Regions from separate parts of the Homo sapiens genome. Here region 1 is linked to region 2. A link is an interaction called in ENCODE POLR2A ChIA-PET data of the cell type or tissue named here. Cell type or tissue: Caco-2. All regions are shown on one strand. Links, peaks and the distances in the headings refer to the core of each region. The heading gives the core; the rest is flanking DNA.

Evidence for each region. Peaks named below come from ENCODE experiments on the same cell type or tissue, not always from the same donor. Only the 100,000 strongest peaks of a DNase experiment are listed, where the experiment ranks them.
Region 1: POLR2A ChIA-PET joins it to region 2 with 5 read pairs; 1 of 35 experiments calls an interaction of 5 or more read pairs at or near these places.

What each region holds. Positions count from the first base shown.
Region 1 is chr1:203,533,988-203,541,734 of GRCh38, forward strand. No RefSeq gene overlaps it. Among named protein-coding and RNA genes, the nearest start is that of OPTC, 44 kb to the left of the region's middle. In Caco-2, for the core only: no CTCF peak of the experiment used is centred there; DNase peaks (open chromatin) are centred at 3,094 and 4,304.
Region 2 is chr1:202,031,250-202,038,996 of GRCh38, forward strand. No RefSeq gene overlaps it. Among named protein-coding and RNA genes, the nearest start is that of ELF3, 25 kb to the left of the region's middle. In Caco-2, for the core only: no CTCF peak of the experiment used is centred there; a DNase peak (open chromatin) is centred at 3,732; H3K4me3 peaks cover 319 bases.

The DNA of each region.
Region 1 (7,747 bases), core at 1,339-6,338, 1.5 Mb after region 2:
CCTTCCCCATAGTGTTACTTGGGTTACCCTCAGGTCCTAGAAATCTAAACATGGTCTGGACTGCTGGGGAATTAACCCAGCCACATCTCAGATGACTGTGGTCTTAATTCAGACCAAGAAATAGACTGTATTTCAGCATTAATAGGGGAAGCATATAAAATTAATTTAAGACCTTTCATGCACCAGGTACTGGGTAGATGTTTTTGTATATTTTGTGTGTTGCAATCCTTATGACAACCTCATGAGTGAAAACTTATTATCTGCTAGATAAAATAAAACTAAGGCCCAGAGAGGCTAGGTGGCTTGTTCAAAGACACAGAGCAAATTAATATAGAGATGGGATCAGAATTAAAGTCTGTGGCACCAAAGCCTGTTCTTAACCCCACAAAGTCTCATTCAAGTGAGTAATTCAGCATCTCTCAGGTCAAAGTTCTGCAGATTCAGGCCCCGGTGCCTAACCACTGTGAGATGTCAGACAAAGGCTGACCTTGTTTCTCTTTCATGAGGATTACCACTTCTGACGTCTCCTAGAGCTTCCATGGAGAATGTAAAATTAAATGTGGACCCAGAATCGCAATCAATTTTCATTGCAGTTTCTGTTGGAGTTGGCTTACTTCTTTCCTTGAAAGGTTCTTGTAAGAACTAGCTGCAGTCACAAGATGATTCATGATTAGGAGCATGCTGAAGTTAAGATGGCCATTTGAGAAAACACAGAGCAGGCTGTGTCACCTCCTTGGCAGCCGGGAGGTCTTGGGTGATGACTCCCTTGTCTCTCGGCTCTTGGCCAACTGGTCCACCACTGACAAGCCTGTTCAAAGCCATTCTATCCCTCACAGCCCAGGGAGTGTTACCACTCCCCAGCCAAGAGCTGGAGAATCCTGTTCTAGCCACAGAGATAATATGTGTACAAGAAGAGTCTATCTTTTTTCCCTCCTTCAACCCCAATCCCATAGGGACAAGAAACAGAGGCAGAGACAGGGAGAATGAGTAGAGGGAGGAGGTTAGCACAAAGAGAGAAGAAGCCCATCGCCCGGCCCCTGCCCAGACAGCCCACCTTGGCAGCCCCAACAGCCCACCTTGGCAGCCCCAACCACACAAAAGGCTATAGCTTAAGTTGGAAACTTTTATTATTACACGGGGCTTGACATTTTAATTTCTAAATTGGGGCAGAGTTTGACAACTTAACATGACCCGAAAGACTTACCTAAGAGTGAATACAAAGTCAGAAGACTGGCTGGGTGCGGTGGCTCATGCCTGTAATCCCAACACTTTGGGAGGCCAAGGTGGGTGGACCACCTGAGGTCAGGAGTTTGAGACCAGCCTAGCCAACATGACAAAACCCCATCTCTACTAAAAATACAAAAATTAGCCAGGCTTGGTGGTGCATGCCGGTAATTCCAGCTACTTGGGAGGCTGAGGCAAGAGAATCGCTGCCATTGCACTCCAGCCTGGGTGACAGAGCGAGACTCCGTCCCAAAAAAAAAAAAAAAAAAAAGAAAGTCAGAAGACTGTGTGATTTTTTTAATACAGGAGCAGAGGAGGAAATTTTCCAAGGTAAATAAACTTTAAAGGAAAGTGAGAGACAAAATAAGGCACTTCCTGATTATAGCCCTTGAGTACTGTGTGTACACCATCCAAGTACCACTCCATATCCACCAAATGGGATCTGTGTCCTGCTTCCCACCTTTTCCCTAATTGTCCCCTGCAAACACTGCTGCAGACCACTGCCTTTCCCTGTCAGAGTTCCATCCTTCCATCAAAGACAGCCTTTTCCTTGTCTGCAGATGTTGGCCACCAGTGGTTGGGTCCTTTATGTCTTAGTCCCACAAACCCACAGCACAGTCCCAGACAGAAAATCTTGTTAGAGACTGAGCTATGTTCCTTCAAATTCATATGTTGAAGTCCCAACTGACAGTACCTCAGAATGTGACTCTATTTGGAGACAGGGCCTTTAAAGAGGGGATTAAGTTAAAATGAAGTCATTACGGCAGGCCCAATCCAATATTACTGGTGTCCTTAGAAGAAAAGGAGACCAGGAAACGGACACAGAGGGAAGATCACATGAAGACACAGGAAAGAGACAGTCATCTGCAAGCCAAGGACAGTGGCCTTGGAAGAAACTAACCCCATGAACATCTCCATCAATATTTGCTGAATTGTTTTTGAATAATACAAATCTTAAGTATCATTTTTAATTTTTTTTTTGAGACAGAGTCTTGTTCTGCTGTCCAAGCTAGAGTGCAGTGGCACAATCTCAGCTCACTGAAGCCTCCGCCTCCTGGGTTCAAGTGATTCATCTGCCTCAGCATCCCAAGTAGCTGGGATTACAGGCACATACCACCACGCCTGGCTAATTTTGTATTTTTAATAGAGATGGGGTTTCACCATGTTGACCAGGCTGGACTCGAACCCCTAGCCTCGAGTGATCCGCCCACCTCGGCCTCCCAAAGTGCTGGGATTACAGGTGTGAGCCACTGCACCTGGCTTTAAGTATAATTTTTAATGTCTTCCCAACACTTCATTATATGGCCACTTCATATTACATTTAATCAACTCCTACTGTTGAATTTCAGACTGCTTCCAAATTTTCCCTAGTTTAAAGAATGCCTCTATGAATATTGTTGTTCAGAGTTTTTGGTGTTCAATTGAATTATTTCCTTAGCATAAATTTTCATGAGCAAGATTACTTGTCAAAAGCAAGACTATGTTTATGGCTCTCTAGGACTATACCAATCTGAAACATTATCAGCACTGAATGAGTTCACCCATTTCCTGAGAGTCTTACCAGACTGGAATTTATCAACTTGAGGTCACTGTAGTCTGACCCAGGGATGCTGCTTCTTTTCACCTCTTGGGTATTGCTCCTATATTCAGGGGTCTGCCCATCCCCGTTGCCAACACAAACTACCTGCCCAAGTTCTCATATGTGTCTAAATCCTGATGAAAGTCTCTTTCTCCAGGAAACCTGCCCCACTTTATTCGGCAGGGCTCTGTTCTTTCCTATATTTTCCCTTCCTTCACACACTAATCTCTTTGGATTACGCAAACCCCCAAGTTGTTGGGCAATTGTGTACCAGAGAGTAGAGGGAGATGAGAGGCCTTACCAGAAAGATCCTGAAATTCTTGCTGATAAGGGCACCTCAGGCTCAAATGTTGAAATGAGAGAAGTAAAAGAGATGTCATCAGATTGTACCTAAGCTAATCAAGTGAGTCATGGTGGTTGCAAAGTTTGGCCGGGCTTACTGGGGTAGAGGTGAGGAATGGGATGAGGGGAGGTGGTGCCAAATGTCCAGAGTCCAGGTTGCCATTGAAAAGTGATCATGATTGGAACCCTGCCGGGAAGGCAGAGACCTGATAGCAGAGGGTTTGGTATCATGCTAATGAGTTCAGATTGTCACTGGAAAGACACAGGGGGCCATGAAAGGCTTTGAGGCAGGTGAGCTGATCAGTCTTAGACTTTTGTATAGTTGAGATAATGAACTGGCAAGGAGGGATATGAGAAGCAAGAAGGTCTGTTAGGAGGTTGTTTGTATTTCTCCAGTGGAGAGATGCCCAGGGCTTGAGCTAGGATCTTCAGCTTTTTAATTTGTGTTTGTATTGTCTCCTCAATAAGTGTGGCAGGCAGGACTCCTGGGGGGAAGAACTGTTTTCTGTTCCTTGTGTCTCTCCCAAGATGGTAGCACCATGCTTGGCACACAGTGCTGTGCACTTAAAGGCTTGTGAATACGCAGAGCCCTTTCTGGGGTGGAAATATCCAGGGGGTGAGGCAGCCACTGTTCCTCTGGCTTCAGGGAGCTTCCAGTCTGATGTGAGAGATCTAGAAACCATGGATCATCATCATTCAAAAGGACTTTAGAGAGCATCTAGTCAAACTCCCTCACTTTACAAACGGGAAATTGAGGCTCAGAGGAAGAAAGTAACACAAGATTGGAATCCAGATCTCCTGGCTCCTGGTCAAGGAAAGAAGCCATCTCACAGCATTTTTCATGAAGGAGTCATGGTCCCTGCTCTTGGGAAGCTTCCATCCAGGCAGAAGAAGCCCAGCATCTAGTCAGTTGTAGGGGCAGAATGCAATGTACAGGTGCAGGCACAGACATCAGCACTTAGGTGGGTACAGATACAACACAAACTGTAGAGAGCAGATGGGTGGGGGGGGTAAGCAGTGATGGAACATTTACTGTGAGCCAGGCACTGCAATCATGACTTTCACCAAATATGTACACAGTCTTCACCATTCATGAATGAGTTGATATGTTTACCCACGTCCACGTAAAAGATGAAGAAACCACAGCTCAGGCTGATAAGAGTCAGAGCCCTGGCTCAAAACAGGACTGGCCGCTGCCAAAGGCCTTCTCTCACTAGGGCTCCAAGCTGCCTCTGCTGAAGGCGCACAGGGTTGTAGGGTGACAGGATTTGATGTGGTGGCTGAAGTTCACTTGGTGTGGCAGAACTGGGAAATAAAAAACCTGTGTTGATATTTCCTTTCTAACCCTACCACATAGCAACCATGGGACTTCAGAAAATAATGAAACCTCTCTCAGCTTCAACGTTCTATAAGATGAGGTTAAATCTGCCCTGCCTAACTTACAGGGTGGTTGAGAGACTTAAACAAGATAATGTGCTTAATGTGTTTGTGAACCATAAAGAAAGTTCTGGGACAGTGAGAGGGAGCCTGAGATCGGGAGCATTTCCCGAAGACTGGTGGCTATAGCATCGCAGGGATGGAGACACCAGTTGCATTGAGGTGGAGCCTGCATTGGGATCTCTGAGCAGGACTGACACAGAGCCAGGGTCTGTGCTCCTTGGCTCTATTTTTCATGCAGTTAAGTACCCCTAAAAACTAAAGCATTTGCCAAATGAGCAACTTCCTTGGGAGCATTTGCTACCCATTGTTTGTAACAAGCCTCTGGAAGCCAGAACTGGCTTCTCCATCAGATACAGAGATCATGGCCTTTGGCTCAGTATTCCCAGAGTTCCCAAGAGGAAAAAAAGACACCACGAGTAACATTGGGGAAGTGGGAGCCTAGAGTAAATGCTGGCTGGGCCACCTGCTATCCATGTGATTTGGGAAAGTCACCATACCTTCTGGAACCCCAGATTCCTCCTTTGTAAATTGGCAGAGCTCTAGAAGTTCTCTCACTCAATGGGATCGACACTAGTGGTAAGTAGTTTATTTTAAAAAATTAGTTAAAGCCAGACATCATAAAAAATGATATATATTTACTTTAAACCTTGAGTTTCAACTTAAAATAGCTAAATGCACATGAATACAGGTCAATCCTTTGATGTAAGGCTGGGCCTTTTGGGTTTGCTGATTAGAATCCAAGATGGTTTCCTTCCACAAGCCATGCCAGCAATGCATAGTCAATGATTTCCTCAAAATGAAACCAGAGCTTAAAGACTCTTAAAAATAAATAGAAAAGTAAAATTCTTTTAGATGCTTATGACTTCGTTCCCAATATCCCAATATTTTACCATTGTCTCTCCCACAACTAATTTTTTGTTTGTTTGTTTCTTTTTTTTTTTTTTTTTTTTTTTTTGAGATGGAGTCTCGCTCTGTCACCCAGGCTGGAATGCGGCAGCGCGGTCTCAGCTCACTGCAACCTCCAACTCCTGGGTTCAAGAGGTTCTTCTATCTCAGCCTCCCGAATAGCTGGGATTACAGGCAGCCACCACCACACCCCGTTAATTTTCTTTTGTATTTTTAGTAGAGACAGGGTTTCACCATGTTGGCCAGGCTGGTCTAAAACTCCTGACCTCAGGTGATCCGCCCGCCTCAGCCTCCCAAAGTACTGAGTTTACAGGCATGAGCCATTGCGCCTGGCCTCCACACCTAATTTAATTGTGAATTTTGAGGGACTCACTTTTACAAGTATTTCCAAAACTTTCAACCCTGTTGTGTTTTTTTTTTTAAGAAAACACTATTTACTCTAACAATCAAACCCAGAAATGTATAGCAATTCAAGAACAATGGAAGTTTCTTATTCACATAGAGGCCAAAGCAGGTGCTCCTAATTGATGAGTGGCTCTCCTCCAAGCATGATTCAGGGATGTGTAGGCCCTTCATTTTTGGCTCTGCAATCTTCCATATGTGGCTTCCAAGGTTACTGCTTTTGAATGCATCAAGTGAGAAGAAGGGGAAAGAAAGAGGCGAAGGACGATGAAGGCACACTCGCTCTTAACTAACTACCTCAGCCTGGAAGATAAGAAGTGGAAGCATACCACTTCTGCTCACAGTCCCTTGGTAAGAAAAGTAGAGACATAGTCCCATCCAATGCAAAGGGTTCTGGGAAATGTAGTCCAACTCTGTGCCCAGCAATTAGAGGAGACAGGTTTGTGAGGACATAGCCAGTCTCTGCCACATGAGACTATGCTATCATAGAAAAACTCTCTTTATCTTTGCACTCATTTCATTCATTTATGTCAGTGCCAAGATTGGGAAACTCTTGGGGCCAGGTGCGGTGGCTTATGCCTATTATCCTAGCACTTTGGGAGGCTGAAGTGGGCGGATCAGCTGAGGTCAGGAGTTCCAGATCAGCCTGGCCAACATAGTGAAACCTCATCTCTACTAAAATAGAAAACTTAGCCTGGCATGATGGTGCACGCCCAGCTACTTGGGAGGCTGAGGCAGGAGAATCGCTTGAACCCAGGAGGTGGAGGCTGCAGTGAGCCAAGATCATGCCATTGCACTCCAGCCTGGGGAAGAGAGCAAGACTCTGTCTCAAAAAAAAAAAAAATTGGGAAACTCTGATTTATGTAATATGTGACTAAAATACATAATTACAATAATAAAAAATTACAAGGTCCATTACTAAAAGCAACTTGGTAAGTACAGTTCTAGTGATGAAGCAGAAGTGCACAGGCATCCCAGAGAGTGGCCAGCCTTGAACATTTTGTGACCATAAACATCACTGCATATGTTTTATGGAAGAGGCAGCGAACATCCGTTAATTTGATTAATAAGTTGAGTTAGTGAAAGTCTATTAAAGAGATTTTCTATTGTTCCTACCTCATAGAGTCATTGCAACTATTAATAAAATAATCCATGTAAGGTGCTTTGCATCACCTTATATCAGTCATCAATTTTAGTACTATTGTTATCCTGGGCTGGATAATTCTTTGTTGTGGGGAGATGTCCTGTGCATTGTAGGATACTTAGCAACATCCCTGGCCTCTACCAACTAGATGCCAATAACAGCCTCTTAGTTGTGACAACCCGAAACTTCCTCAGGTATGACCAAATGTCTCCTAGGGAGTAAAATATCCCACAGTGTGATCTACTGCTTTTTATGATGATGAGCACTTACTAGTAACTCCTATTTTGGTTCCCTTCTCCTCTGCATCCCCAACATCCGTACCTTGCATTCAGGATCCCTCTTCCTCGACAATTTGGTCATGAGTCCATAAGAGCAACAGCCCTTTAGTCTCTAAAGTGGGGAAGGAAAGTTGGTAACATTGAACCCACATGGCATTTTACCAGTTTTCTAATTGCTAATACATGAGTCCTAGAAAATAAGATTGTCCTCTGAGAAGTAAAGCAGTAAAACTCATACACAGTGAATGTGGGAATAAACTGAGATATTTTCTGGAAAGTGTGACTGAAGAGTTTGGAAATGCCTTAGACTCCAATCAAAGTAAGTAATTTCTGAAAGAAGAATTGTAATTTGTGGAGTGTAAACTTAATCAATTGTACCTTGTTCAAAGAAAGAAACAGAAATAGGAAATGATCTAGTTTTATTTTATTTTA
Region 2 (7,747 bases), core at 883-5,882:
AATCATTTCCAGGCAAAGAGAAGATCCAGGGCACTGTCAGGAAACATTGTCTAAAGATGAATCAAGGATGTGACTGAAAATCCCTTTGTTAAGACTTCAGGGGGCTTGTCCTCCACATTAATTCAACTGTAGACTCCCTTGGTCATCTCTTAATCCTTGTCATTACCAGACACTGAACACCTTAATATTCTCAATTTCACTCTGGCCACTGCCTCTCGTTTTTATAGCTCACCTCTGTGGAATTACAACTCCAGCACTCCTTCAGTTTCACAGGGATATCTAATCCACTGACCATTCTGTCTTTTCTCTGTCCCTCATCCCTTCAAGTTTTCTCTCCCCTCTTTACCCAGATTACATTCTATGATCGGACATTACAATCACTTTCTTTCAGAAACCCTGAACTCTCTTGGCCCCTTTTGCTTTGTGTTTCTCACTTGGCAGAACCACAATCTTGATAAAATCCAACCCTCTGTCCGTTCTGAGTATGCACCTGCGCTGATTAACAGACACATTGACTGTTCTCAGTCTAAATTGGTGGTTCTCTGTAGGGAGCAGCTTTGTACCTGGCACCCCCCACCACCCCCACCGCCACCGCCCCTGTCAGGGACATCAGTGTTTGGAGACATTTTTATTATCACACCTGAGGGTAGGTGCTACAGGTATTTAGTGGGTAGAGAGCCCAGCCGTGTTAAGCATCCTGTAGCTCACAGGCCAGCTCCCCACAACAAACACTTAACTGGCCTAAAATGTCAACAGTGCTGAGATTGAGAAACGCTTCTCTAAATTATTGATCATGAATTTCATGTGGGCCCTAGTGTTACCTGACAATCATACTACCTTTCCCAAGTTGACTCACCCTCTTGTTTTCTCAGAGGAATATTTTATACCTTCTCTCTCATCAAAACTTCATCTGCTTTCCACTTCTCACTTGGTGGAGGATCTTGCCTCTTAGTTCACTGAGAAAATGGAAGCGACCAGATGAGGACTCCCTCCAATGTCTCACCCCTGCACCCACCCGCCTACCAGCCTCCACGCCTAAACCCTCTGCCTTCTCTCCTGTTACTGCAGATGACTGGCTGAGCTCCTGGCTGAGGCTAACCCCTCCGCTTGTGCACTAAATCCCCTCCCATCTCGCCTACCCAAGGACAGTGCTCCAGCAACTCTCTCCCTTCTCAAAAATTTCCTTTTTACTTGATTATTTACATTGGCATATAAACGTATTATAATTTCTCCCATCTTAAAAACAGGCTGGGCACAGCGGCTCACACCTGTAATCCTAGCACTTTAGGAGGCCTAAGGAGGATCGCTTGAGGCCGAGAGTTTGAGACCAGCCTGGTCAACATAGGGAGACTCCGGTCTTGGCTCACACCTGTAATCCTAGCACTTTAGGAGGCCTAAGGAGGATCGCTTGAGGCCGAGAGTTTGAGACCAGCCTGGTCAACATAGGGAGACTCCGGTCTCTACAAAAAATTTTTAAAAGTTAGCAAGGGCTGGGCACAGTGGCTCATGCCTGTAATCCCAGCACTTTGGGAGGCTGAGGGAAGCAGATCACTTGAGGCCAGGAGTTCAAGACCAGTCTAGCCAACATGGTAAAACCCTGTCTCTACTAAAAATACAAAAATTAGCTGGGCGTGGTGGTGCACACCTGTAGACCCAGCTACTCAGGAGGCTGAGGCAAGAGAATCGCTTGAACCAGGAGGCAGAGGCTGCAGTGAACCAAGACTGTGCCACTGCACTCCAGCCTGGGCAACAGAGCGAGACTCCGTCTCAAAAAACAACAAAACAAACTTAAGTCATGGTGGCGCACGCTTGTACTCCTCGCTACTCAAGAGGCTGAGGCAGGAGGATGGCTTGAGCCCAGGAGAGAAAGGCTGTAGTATGCTATGACTGCACCACTACGCTCCAGCCTGGGCAACAGAGCGAGACCCAGTCTCTCTCTCTTTTTTTTTTTTTTTTTTGAGATGGAGTTTCACTCTTTGCCCAGGCTGGAGTGCAATGGTGCGATCTCAGCTCACTGCAACCTCCACCTCCCAGGTTCAAGCAATTCTCCTGTCTCAGCCTCCCAAGTAGCTGAGATTACAGGCACCCACCACCATGCCCAGCTAATTGTTGTATTTTTAGTAGAGATGAGGTTTCACCATGTTGGCCAGGATGGTCTCGATCTCTTGACCTCGTGATCCACCCGCCTCAGCCTCCCAAAGTGCTGGGATTACAAGCGTGAGCCACCATGCCCAGCAAGACCCAGTCTCTTAAAAAAAAAAAAAAAACAGCAACAAAAGGAGAGTGGGAGGCTGGGGGAGGGATAGCATTAGGAGAAATACCTAATGTAAATGACGAGTTGATGGGTGCAGCAAACCAACATGGCACATGTATACCTGTGAAACAAACCTGCATGTTGTGCACATGTACCCTATAACTTAAAGTATAATAATAATAAAAAAAAACACAAAAATAATTGTAACCCATTGCCCACCCTAGCCCTGCCCGCCTTCCTATCTTCTTTCTTGGTTTTATTTTTCTCCATAGCATTTATCATGCTCAGACACACAAAATATTTATCTATTTTTGCTGTTTGTAATTGTCTTTCTCCCCCCACTAAAATGAACACTCCGTGAGGGCATGGCATTTTGCCTGCTTTGCTCACAATGTGTATCCCACTGAAGACATCCAATAAACAATTTATCGAATAAATGAATGCATCTACCTGATACCTCATCAAGAAATTGATGACCACTAATTATCATCTTTGAACCTCTGATTGGTGACCTCTGGCAAGGCTGAGGACCTTTAGCTCTAATCAATGGGCAAAAGGTTGACCTCTTTGCTACTGATTGGCTTTTCCTTTTCATTATACCCTTGGGCTGGATGGGGAAGCTGTGTGAATCAACGCTTCATAAGCCTTCCTCTCTGAGAACTAGGGCTTCCAAGGAATTGGATATGAAAAGGCAGAGAGGAAGGAGGAGGATATGAGATGCCAGACGGGGGAGGGTGGGGGGGACAGGTCCCAGAAGAGGTCAGCTGGGACCCAGGCAGGATGGCATTGTGGCTGCGGGTGCCAGAGTCAGCCTGCCTGGGTTAAGGTCCTCAGTCAGCCTTGACTGCTGGGTAATCCGTGGTAAGTACCCACTGCTCCTGCCTCAGCTTCCCCACCTCTCACATGTGGTTGATCCTCACAGCCATCTCTTGGGGTTGTTCTGAAGATGAAATGAGATCATCTATGTAAGAAGCTGGCACTTAAAAGCACAGAGAGGGCACCAAGGAACGTATGGTCTGTCCTTATTTGGGGAATGGGGGTGGAAGGCGCCCAGCAGGGCATGGGGCGTGGTATGGCAGAGCCAGGACTAAGGGTCTGTAGCCTCCTAAATCAGGGCTTTCTCCGCAGGATTTCCCATGTTCTCACCATCTACAGAGTCACTCCCCTCCACCCTGCTGCCCCGTTCCACCAAGTGGCCCTCACACTAGGTGGAGGAGCCCTCACAGATCTCTTTCCTTCAGCCTGCCGTTCTTTCTGCAGCACCAGGGCCCTGGGACCAGCTGGTGGTTTCCACCAGAGCAGCCTCGGGGTGAATTTAGTCAGGAATGTGCCCTCAGCTCAAGAGAACCCTCCCCAACCTTCCACTCCCCATACCCACCCCCGACCGCAGGTTCCCCACCCACCCGTGGCCTGGCCAGCAGCAACCTCCACTAGCTCGCTAGCTCAGTGACGGTGACGTCAGCCCTGCAGTGCAGGCTGGGCTGGTTTACCCGCAAGTTTCACCTCTCCCTGGGGAGACTGGATTACCTCACCCTGGGAGCAGAGTGAATGATTAACCAGCTTCATCCTGGAGGGCCTCAAAGGCCCGTCCTGGGGTGTAGGCCTACAGGGCAAGGGGCTGCATGGTCACATACCCTAGTATGCGGGTTCACATACCCCAGCCGGGGCTGGGGTATGTGACCGCCCCGTCCTTGGCCACTGCCCTCTTATCTGCATCACTGCTCACAAGTGTCATAAAAATTTGTCTACAGCATATATAAATATACATATGACGTGGAAGGCTTCCGATGGCAAATAACATTTTCCATTTTGCCTAAGCTTGGGTGGCTTTTTATTCATCTATTGTTGTTTTAAGTACACATTTCCATCTAAACTTAGATGTATGTTTAGGCTGGCCGCGGTGGCTCATTGCCTGTAATCCCAGTACCTTTTAGGGGGTTGAGGCGGGTGGATCATTTGAGGCCAGCAGTTCAAGACCAGCCTGGCCAACATGATGAAACCTCGTCTCTACTAAAAAATACAAAAATTAGCTGGGTGTGGTGGCAGGCGTCTGTAATCTCAGCTACTCGGGAGGCTGAGGCAGGAGAATCACTTGAACCTGGGAGGCGGAGGCTGCAGTGAGCTGAGATTGCACCATTGCACTCCAGCCTGGGCAACAGAGTGACATTCTGTCTCAAAAACAAAAACAAAAACAAAACAAAAAAAATAAACTTAGATGTATATTTAAAAATTGCTTTTTACCCCTGAAGGTCTCAGCATCCTACCTGCTCTATTCATTAGTGTTTAGATTACCCATGACACCAGAAGGACTTCCCAACCCAGAAAAAGATCCAGGAGTTGATATAAAATATAGAACTACTATAATATTAGCAACTTGGAGCAGCAAGTTCTTGACTTGGGAAAGTAGGAATTCCTCTCATTAAGAGATGTTTGCCCACAGGGAATGCTGCATAGAAAAGAATTTGGCTGGAACTCTTTTTTTCCACTATGACTCCATTCACACTTGAATTGTTTCCTTTTACTTTTCTTTTTCTTTCTTTCTTTTTTTTTTTTTTTTTTGAGACAGAGTCTCGCTCTGTCACCCAGGCTGGAGTGCAGTGGCATGATCTCAGCTCACTGCAACCTCCGCCTCTCAGGTTTAAGCGATTCTCCTGCCTCAGCCTCCAGAGTAGCTGGGATTACAGGCGCGCACCACCATGCCCGGCTAATTTTCACATTTTTAATAGAGATGGGGTTTTGCCATGTTGGCCAGGCTGGTTTTGAACTGCTGACTTCAACTGATCCACCTGTCTGGGTCTCCCAAAGTGCTGGGATTACAGGCGTGAACACAGCATGTTTCCGTTTTCAAAATAAGATATGTCCTAATTGCTGTGAATTTTTAAAAGAGAATTATTTTCCATGACACATTCTGTTTTCAGATGTACTGACTTTAGGAGTTGGTAAATAGTCCTCTAGCAATGCAAATGCAAATTATATATTAAAATATGAATTTTTTTCTCCAGAAACATCACAAGATTCTGGATTTTTAAAATCATAAAGCTAACAAATTATACATATATGTATGTAAAGATGTGTGGTGTGTATTACACACGTGTATAGGTACAAATCTTGAAAGAACACAATGGGGGGGCCAGGCATGGTGGCTCACACTTGTAGTCCCAACACTTTGGGAGGCTGAGGCAGGCAGATCACTTCAGCCCAGGAGTTTGAGACCAGCCTGGGCAACATAGTGAGATCCTGTCTCTAAACAAAACAAAACAAAACAAAACAAAAGCCTGGCATGGTAGTGCATACCTGTTGTCTCAGCTACTCAGGAGGCTGAGGTGCGAGGACCGCTTGAACCTGGGAGGTTGAGGCTGCAGGGAGCCACGATTTCGCCACTATACTGTAACCTAGGTGAGGGAGGGAGATCCTGTCTCAAAAAAACAAACAAAAAAACTATAAAAGAAAGACATTCAATAAAACACATCAGGATTGATGATCATGTATATACTGATTTATTCACAAATATTTAACGAGCTACTATTATCTATGGAGTACTGTGCTAGATACTGAAGGTACAAAGTGGGAAGAGAACAGAGTGATCCCTTCTCTCAAGGCTTTATAGCGTGTGAGATTAGCAGATGACATCCAGTGAACCGCACCATTGAGTGAGGCCTGGCTGCTAGTTAGAGATCAACTGAATCAGGAAGGATAATCAATTGGTTTGCAGGGCTGGGCTGCATGGAGGTATCCAAGGCACAGATGGAGCAGTAGCACCTTCCACAGGCCTGGGGCACACAGGGCCACTCAGCACGAGGGCCCATCCCTGGCAATGAACGTGCTCCTTGGAGAGAAATCTCACATCCCAGTATTTCTGGATCATTGTGCCTAGAGACCATAGTGGTAGGAGTGATATGGTTTGCCGTGTCCCCACCCAAATCTGAACTTGAATTGTATCTCCTAGAATTCCCATGTGTTGTGGGAGGGGCCTAGGAGGAGGTAATTGAATCATGGGGGCCCGTCTTTCCTGTGCTATTTTCGGGATAGTGAATAAGTCTCACAAGATCTGATGGGTTTATCAGGGGTTTCTGCTTTTGCTTCTTTCCCATATTCCCTTGCTGCTGCCATGTAAGAAGTGCCTTTCATTTCCCACCATGATTCTGAGGCCTCCCCAGCCATATGGAACTGTAAGTCCAATTAAACCTCTCTTTCTTCCCGGTCTCGGGTATGTCTTTATCAGCAGTGCGAAAACGGACTAATATGAGGAGTCTGCCTACTGCAACCTTGAGTGAGGATTCTCTGCAAGGACCTCAGTCCTCCAGGGAGATTGGCTCCCTCTCTGTTCTGGAAATGGCTTTGTTTTCAGCCCAAGTCCCTGGGGATTTCCCAATCTCAGTCTTTTCACTGCACAGATCCTGCCCTAAGTATTATCACTGCTGCTGACTCAGAACCTTCAGATATGGGACATCTAGTCATTGGGTTCTACTTGGTTTCTGGGATGTATATGGATCCACAACAGTACGAGGTCCCTTGGATGGCTTTGTTTGGGCACATTCCAAGCCTGCTGGTGCCATTTTCCCACACCAGTCAGATAAGTGTGAGAAAATGGCACCAGCAGGCTTCTAATGCAGCCCACAGATGGGCCACCTATCAGCTGTTTGTCAGGTGTGTACAGAGCAGATGGCTAGCCCTGTGTCAAAGGCCTGGGAGCACTAAGGCTCCCAGGAGAGCTCAGTGGCACCTGCTTGGTTCTTTGGATGGGGAGCTTGCATTTGACCCCTTTTCCACCTCCTCTTTCTCCTGTTCCCAACGTGTGTCCTGAATTTCACAGATTAGCAGATCTAGTTATCCCCACAGACAGAGATGAGGGAGAAGTCCTCTGTTCTCACAGCCTGTTGAATTTCCATCTTTAGTCACCCTGTACCATTGCCACATCTGCAGACATCCTAAATTCTAATATATTTTAATGTTTTCTATTTATTTATTTGTATTTTTTTGAGATGGAGTCTTGCTCTGTTGCCCAGGCTGGAGTGCAGTGGCACAATCTTGGCTCACTGCAAACTCCTCCTCCTGGGTTCAAGTGATTCTCCTGTCTCAGCCTCCCAAGTAGCTGGGATTACAGGTGTGCGCCACCACACTTAGCTAGTTTTTGTATTTTAAATAGAGACAGGGTTTTGCCATGTTGGCCAGGCTGGTCTTGAACTCCTGACCTCAAGTGATCCACCCACTTTGGCCTCCCAAAGTGTTGGGATTACAGGCATGAGCCACTGCACCTAGCCTGATGTTTTCTCTTTAAATAGACTCCCCTTTACATCATAAGTGAAACAAGTCAGACATGAAAGAACAATTATTCTATGTGATACCTAGAATAGGCAAATTTACAGAGACAGAAAGTAGAATGGTGGTTGGTAGGAGCTGTTAGGAGGGGATGTGGCGAGGCAAGAATGGGGAGCTAGTGTTTAATGGGTACAGAGTTGCAGTTAGGGAAGATGAAAATGTTCTGAAGATGGG